Regions from separate parts of the Homo sapiens genome. Here regions 2 and 3 are each linked to region 1. The links are chromatin loops, found by intact Hi-C in ENCODE. Cell type or tissue: endothelial cell of umbilical vein. All regions are shown on one strand.

What was found. Hi-C counts contacts between places; a loop is a spot of excess contacts. Peaks named below come from ENCODE experiments on the same cell type or tissue, not always from the same donor. Only the 100,000 strongest peaks of a DNase experiment are listed, where the experiment ranks them.
Region 2: a loop joins it to region 1, with 5 times the contacts of the local background. A loop is called at or near these places in 8 of 110 quality-filtered maps.
Region 3: a loop joins it to region 1, with 23 times the contacts of the local background. A loop is called at or near these places in 73 of 110 quality-filtered maps.

The regions. Positions count from the first base shown.
Region 1 is chr19:12,140,001-12,142,500 of GRCh38, forward strand. ZNF20 (zinc finger protein 20) reads right to left here and starts at 350. Exons shown (of 4, transcript NM_021143.4): 1 at 180-350. The coding sequence starts at 182. It overlaps ZNF625-ZNF20 (ZNF625-ZNF20 readthrough (NMD candidate)), which reads right to left. Exons shown (of 8, transcript NR_037802.1): 5 at 180-325. It also overlaps the pseudogene RPL17P47. RefSeq lists a silencer at 1-136. In endothelial cell of umbilical vein, a CTCF peak has its summit at 1,332 (motif pointing left); DNase peaks (open chromatin) are centred at 411 and 1,311; H3K4me3 peaks cover 744 bases; H3K27ac peaks cover 306 bases.
Region 2 is chr19:11,810,983-11,813,482 of GRCh38, forward strand. No RefSeq gene overlaps it. Among named protein-coding and RNA genes, the nearest start is that of ZNF440, 2.0 kb to the right of the region's middle. RefSeq lists a silencer at 1,282-1,391. In endothelial cell of umbilical vein, a CTCF peak has its summit at 1,352 (motif pointing left); no DNase peak of the experiment used is centred here.
Region 3 is chr19:11,880,426-11,882,925 of GRCh38, forward strand. No RefSeq gene overlaps it. Among named protein-coding and RNA genes, the nearest start is that of ZNF69, 6.1 kb to the right of the region's middle. RefSeq lists an enhancer at 896-1,075. In endothelial cell of umbilical vein, a CTCF peak has its summit at 943 (motif pointing right); a DNase peak (open chromatin) is centred at 966.

The sequences.
Region 1 (2,500 bases):
CCGGCTGCCGGCCCAGCCGCACCCTGCGGCCGAGGGGACGCAGGGACGAGCTGAGACAGAGGGATTCGGGTCCCAGATCCAGGAGGCGCGGCGAGGAGGCCCAGATCCCACCACAGCCGCTTCCGGCCGGTTCCACCCAGCCCCTCCCCCGTCTGGGGACTCCGGCCCCATACACTCACCATTTCCCGGCTTCTGGGTGTCCCGGTGTCCTCTCTAGGGCTCCCGTGAATAGTGCGGGTCACGGTGCAGGCGGCAGAGCGACAGAAGTTGTGGCAGAGGGACCCGGGGCCTCTCGGAGTAGGAAATCTGGTATCCCGACAACAACCTGCATAGCAACAAAAGTAGAAGCTGGAATGGGCCTCCTCCTTCCGGACGGACCGTTGGCCGGGCTCCGCCCCGGCGCTTCTGATTGGACAAGGTACAAGGCCCCGCCCCCTCAGAACTGAGTGACGGCAGAAGCCCTGGGTAACGAGCCCTGCAAAGCCGGACTGATCGGTTCTAGCCACAGCTTCTCTCTAAGGGACAACTCCTTCCCTGAGCCCTGGTCATTGGATATTTTCTTTTCAGCCAAATTTGCTCCTGATTTTTACACAGGGCACTATCTTCTTCCTCATTCAATGGGCTGTCAGTGCTTCTTCGTCCTGCACAGGGTTGTAAGTGTGTGCAGGGAATTCCAGACTGAGTGTCCAATGGAGCGATGTGCTGACCTCAGAGCAGGAAGGGGAGCCCAGATCAGGCCAGGCACGACTGCACCAAGAAGGAGAGGCAGTTGTCCTTCAGGGGCCCGGAATTAGGGATGAGACATGGCCAAGGCTTTCACACATCTCACCCCACCTCACAGTGTGGAAACTCTCCCTCCTTCCAGACCTTCATCTTCATCGGCAGAAAACTCTCACTTGGTGATTTTAAGCTTCTGACCTAAATAAACTGTCAACTGCATAAGCCCCTTCTCCAGGAGAGGTCCCAAACAGTTATTTCCCTGAACTTGATCTTTACGGATTTTCTTCAGATATGCAAATTACAGTCTGACCCCAGGGACTCTATGCATGTCAAACCCAAAACACTGCTCCCGAAAACCGCCCCAGATTCCAGATGTACAGCCGCAGAAAGGACAGAACTCCTGAAGTGCACCTGCACGTGGGTCTCCTGCTTTCCAGGGCGCTGCAGCATGTCAGAACCCACACTCTTTCTGGATCTGCTCTGAGCAGCTGCAAGCCACCTGCAGGGGAGGGCGGCTGCCCAGGAAGCACCCAGAACTCCACTTCACTCCTTGGCAGGATCCATACTAGCCTCAGCGTCCCGTCCCTGGCGTCGGTCTCTGCTGCCCCCTGCAGGTTATTCACCTGCTTCTCACATCATTCATCAGTTTCCATGAGACAAACATCCTCAATCCCACTGCGAGAATAACACACGAGCAAAGCTCTCCTCCAGTGTGTATGTATAAAGTCGAGGAGGAAGTGTCCAAGATTATTTAACTGCATGAAAGTGAGGCAGTAGTGGCTGGGCGCTGTGGCTCAAGCCTGTAATCCCAGCACTTTGGGAGGGCGAGGTGGCTGGATCACCTGAGATCAGGAGTTGGAGACCAGCGTGACCAACATGGTGAAATCCCGTCTCTACTAAAAATACAAAAATTAGCCGGGTGTGGTAGAGCCCACCTGTAATCCCAGCTACTCGGGAGACTGAGGCAGAAGAATCGTTTGTATCAAAGAGGCTGAGGTTGCAGAGAGCCGAGATTGCACCACTGCACTACAGCCTGGGCAATAGAGCGAGACTCTGTCTCAAAACAAAACAAAAAAACACACAAATGTTTAGTCATGTTACTTATTTCTGGTTTCCAGCCTGACTTTATAACATTCCTGACTCTGGGACTCTCCAGCTCTCCAGAATTATGCTTTGAAGAAAAAACAAGATAGAGCACAGGGCCCACATGTCTCTTATAAACTGTGAACCAAAATATTACATAGCAGCCATCTGTCAGAACTGCTTCCAGGCTATTGTCCTCAGTCACAATCCTAAATCAAACTCACTTTCTTTAACAAATTTAATTTTTTTTCTTCAGTCCACATGAGTAATCTAAAAGAAACACATAGACAGAAGAATCTCTTTATTATCATCTTTCTACCAAGTCAACATCAAGCATTAAAAAAATGTAAAACAAAGTGAAAACCATCCTTCTCTGATTCATCGTAGACCCAGAATCTGCCAGTCACCAACACCTATCTTCATTTTCTCTATTACGGCCAACTTTTATCTAAGAGATATCATAGGGGCATATTTAATAGAGTTTGTCATTTTGTGTTTTATGAATTTTAGAGGTTTTTTTGTTTTGTTTTGTTTTGAACTTTTATTTGCATTTTCTTTTGGCTGAATTTGTTTGTCTCTTAAGTTTATGTTTCTTCTGGGGTATCTTTTTCTTCCGTGCATCCTCCTTTTCTGCTTTTGGAACAAGGTGTTTCTTTTCACTAAGCATCATCTGGATGTGGCAGGGGAGTTTGTGGAT
Region 2 (2,500 bases), 330 kb before region 1:
TTTAGCATGAGTGACTCCATTTTGGTCTGATCTGGTTTCTAAGTGCCTAGTGCAGAAGCTCAGTCCAAAACAATGGCCTCCCATAATGTTCATTTTAACATTTTCTTTATACTAATACATTATATCAGGTCACCTCAAATGTCACCTCCACAGAGGGTTCTTCCTCTCACCTCAGTTAGTCCTACTTCTTTCCATTCAGTTTTTTGTTACACTGCACTTTTTAGGATCTGGGAAATCTAATCAAAGTTCACAGGGTTTATTGCTTATTCTTTTTCTTTTTCTTTTTCTTTTTTTGAGACAGAGTCTCTCTTTGTCGCTGCCCAGGCTGGAGTGCAATGGTGTGATCTCGGCTCATTGCAACCTCCACCTTCCAGGTTCAAGCGATTCTCCTGCTTCAGCCTCCTTAGTAGCTGGGATTACAGGCATGCACCACCACACTCAGCTAATTTTTGTATTTTTAGTAGAGATGGGGTTTCACCATGTTGGCTAGGCTGGTCTCGAACTCCCAACCTCAGGTGATCCACTCACCTCAGCCTCCCAAAGTGCTGGGATTACAGGCATGACCACTATGCCCAGCCAGGTTCATTACTTTTTAAAAATCAATCTATGAAAAATTAAATTGGCCAGGCATGGTGCCTCAGAACCTGTAATCCCAGCACTTTAGGAAGCTAAAGTGGGAGGGTCACTTGAGGCCAGGAGTTGGAGAGCAGTCTGGGCAACACAGTGAAACCCCATCTGTACAAAAAATACAAAAATTCGCTGGGCTTGGTGGCGCACACCTGTGGTCCCAGGCTCTACTTGGGAGGCTGAGGTGGGAGAATTGCTTGAGTCCGGAAGATCAAGGCTGCAGTGAGCTCTGTTTGCACCACTGTACTCCAGCCTGGGTGACAGAGGGAGACCTTGTAAAAAAAAAAAAAGAAAGAAAGAAAGAAAGAAAGAAAGAAAGAGAGAGAGAGAGAGGGAGAGAGAGAAAGAAAGAAAGAAAGAAAGAAAGAAAGAAAGAAAGAAAGAAAGAAAGAAAGAAAGAAAGAAAGAAAGAAGAAAAGAAAAGAAAAATCATGTAAATGAAACCAAATTCAGTGATGTTACCTTAACTTTTTTTCTTTTTTCGGGTAGAGACAGGGTCCCACTATGTTGCCCAGGCTGGTCTCAAACTCCTGGCCTCAAGCGATCCTCCTACCTTGGCCTTCCAAAATGCTGGTATTACTGGTGTGAGCCACCACACCTGTCCTACCTTTATTTCTAATAACTGATATGCCTTACATTAAAAAGTCTTTTAGAAAACACCTTTGAGCCATTTTCCAGATAGGGGAAGTCAATGAAGCTCCCTCTTGTGGTGAGGGCGACTTTAACATCCACACATCCTGTCTGGGGGACTGGATTTCTGAGTTGTGCTGAGACTTAAGAGTGGAAAAAAAGTCTACTCTTTTTCCTCTGCTCTCACACAACACGGAATACTTCTGTGACCAAATGCAAATATTTGAGAAGTGTCCCCCACATGCCAAGCAAAGCATCAATTCTGCAACTGACTCCAGCTCGATGTCTTCTAGTTCCAACACTTTCTACCTTTACATAAGGTACAAAACTGCCTCAGAAATCATCTGACCATGTGTCCCGGTTTGCCAGTGATAATCCTTGATAGTACCTGTTGTCCCAACATAGTTTTTCATAGCACCTCATCTTGCCATGGTTATCTGTGTCTGAACAATGAATATGTATGAATACTTTCACACATAAGCAAAATTAGGTTTATTAAATGAAGTTTCCAGGAATGTTCAAATTTCAACACCTGATTTACCTTATCACAAGTTATGGCTGTGCTAATTTCTCCAGGAAATATTCACAGAATATTGAATTTATCATTGTAAGGTGTGGAGCAATGAAGATGCCCAAGAGGCCAGGCGCACACCTGTAATCCCAACACTTTGGGAGGCTGAGGCTGGAGGATCACTTAAGCTCAGGAGTTTGAGATCAACCTGAACAACCGAATGAGACCTCATCTCTACCAAAAATAAAAAACTAGCCAGGCATGGTGGCAGGCACTTGTAGTCCCACCTACTTAGGAGGCTGAGGTGGGAGGATTGCTTGAGTCTGGGAGGTTGAGGCTGCATTGAGTAGCCATCGCACCACTGCACTCCAGCTTGGGCGACAGAGTGAGACCCCGTCTCAAAAAAAGATGGCTAAAACATAATTTTTTTTTTTTTGAGATGGAGTCTCACTGTGTCTCAGGCTGGAATGCAGTGGCACGATCTTGGCTCACTGCAAACTCTGCCTCCCGGTTCAAGCAATTCTCCTGCCTCAGCCTTTCAAGTAGCTGGGATTACAGGCATGCGCCACCATTCCTGGCTAATTTTTGTATTTTTAGTAGAGATAGGATTTCACCATGTTGGCCAGGCTGGTCTTGAACTCCTGACCTCGTGATCCACCTGCCTCAGCCTCTCAAAGTGCTGGGATTACAGGCATGAGCCACCGCGCCCGGCCTGCCTAAATCATAATTTCT
Region 3 (2,500 bases), 260 kb before region 1:
TTTTGTTCTCAAACTCAACTTTCCTGTTCCTCCTTGCCCCTAGTTACTTTAAAACAGCCTACCCCGTTCCCATCAGCTCTAATCAATAACTCACATCTGTTCCCTTGGTTACCTGTACCCATTGTTCCCCCAAAACTGCACATCTCACATGCTCCACCTCTGTACCTCACATCCCCCTCCCCTTCTATATTTAGAAAAATATGTACAAGCAGCCAATCGGGTCAGCTCAGACTGTGCGGTCCGACCCCAGCCCATGGGGGAGTAACACAGAGATAGGGACCGCATTAAGGATAAAAACCTCCTGGTCTCCTTTGTTCTCTGTGCTCTTGTGATCTTGATTGACGTGAGTGGCACCCTTCTGCAGTAGTAAATTGCCTTGCTGAGAGAATTAAAATTTTGCCTGAGTGCTGGTTTTACTTCACGGCACCAAGCTTTTATTCCGGGAGCATTTTATATCCAACAATTCTAGGGGATCGTCCGAGATCCCCATGCTCCTTTTGGAAGAGTTCTTCAGTCACCCTACCCTGGGGAGACGCGTCCCACTGCCCCATTGCGGTGGCCTCAGGGACAGGAGATCGAGACCCACCCATTTTGACGAATAAACCCGGACTCTCAGCAACGCGGGGAAGAGAGGCTTGCAATACCGCAGCGACCAGGTAAACTCTGTGCACAGACCAAGGTGGGAAACGTTGCAGGGGCAACAAAGTAATTCTTTGGTAGTCGGAGGGGTGTGTCAGGGCATTCTGGGGGTTGAAAGTGCATGAATGGTAACAAGCACTACTGCTGTGCGGAGCGAGTGAGTCCAATCTGCGGTTCTGTGGTCACCTCACACGGCTTAGGGCAGCCCTGCGGGGGTCCTGTCACAGGTTTATACGGACCTGCCATCAATGCTAAGAGGAACCTGAAACAAACCTGCGAGGGAAGCGGCCAGAGTGGATGAAGCGAAAGAAGGGTGCAAGGAACCTCCAGCAGGTGGAGCTAAAGGATAGTGGAATTGAGCCTTAGCCACACTTCCAGTGAGGGATAGGCAAAAGACCTCCTAATATGAGGGGTTGAGCCACAAGGAACCCCCCAAATAGGCAAGAGATCCTTAATTTGAGAGGCTGAGCCACAAGGAACCCCCAAAATAGGCAAGAGATCCTTAATATGAGGGGTTGAGCCACAGCAAGCCCCCCTAGGCAAGAGATTCCTATCACGAGGGATTGAGCCTAGCCAGGACCCAGTATAGGAAATATTACAAGCAAAAAAGACAAAGTTAGCAACAAAGATATCCCCCCTAATAGTCCCCTAGGTCTCATGTTAAAACATTAGAAAGATAATGAAAAGACTAAACATAAGAAAAAGCAATTAGTGATAAAATATTGCTGTTCCATTTAGACTCAAGAACGAATCCTTGAACCCTTAGTTTTCTGGCCAGAATTTAAGTCGAATGAGGGATGGATTTGTGAACTTCTAATAGAAAATGTTGCTAGTAGAAGACCTGCCTCCTGAGAAGAAACAAATTATGCCCTATGTTAGTTGCAAGGAGTTGTCCTTTCCCCTCCTCCAAGGATTGAAAGGAGCAAGTCAAAAACTAATATTTGGAGGAAAATGAGTTGTACATGTGCCCTATTAAGATAGAACCATCTTTAATGAAAAAGACAGTGAAGGAAGGGGCTTGGGGGATCCTAGCAAAAAGAACAACTCGCAAGATCCCCTAGACCATTCCCCACCTAATACCCAACCCTTCCCCTCAGGCATCGCCCAGTAAGTCTGTTCTTCCCCAGCCTAAGTCCCTCTCCCCTAAAGAACTCCAAGCTCCTAATTCACCAGATGGCTTTTGCCAGGCTAGCAACATGAAGGATCTGCCGCAACATGTTGTCAGCGTTGTCTGGCCCATAGTGCACCCCTGCAGCGGCAAAGCCCATGCTCCTGCCCACTGGCTGGTCCAAGGTCCTGGCACTGTATTGACGGCAGCTCTGCATGACATGCGAGCCAGGCCCCAGCCTATGCCCCATGCAAACTACATTATAGGATATCTGCCTTACTTTGCTGAGGCTAAGTAATACGGGGCTTCAGCGATGGCTCCAAGCAGCCTGGCATCCCCGCAGCTAAGTTTCCTGAGCAAGAAGTAGATAATCTTTCAGCGGATATATCCACTAGCATTTATTATAGTCAGGCCAGTGTTAAAAGTGAAAATATCCACCAGAAAAGAACTCTGATTCTTTAAAGTCACCTATGTTAAAATGTACCACCAAAAAAGAATTACATGTGTATAAATATGAGGCTATTCTGTTAAAAATGATAGTTTAATGTTACTAGTAATTTGCTTAACCTAACAAGTTTCTTAACGAAAGATCCAAATCTAAAAAGGAAGCACACATGTTTAGATTTAACTGATTACCATACAAATGTCCGGCCAAACTTAAGAGAAACCCCCTTCAAAAATGATTAAAGGAAAAAGGATTCAACAGATGTTCAATAATAAATAGAGAAGTTCCTAGAGAAATAAAATTTAAAA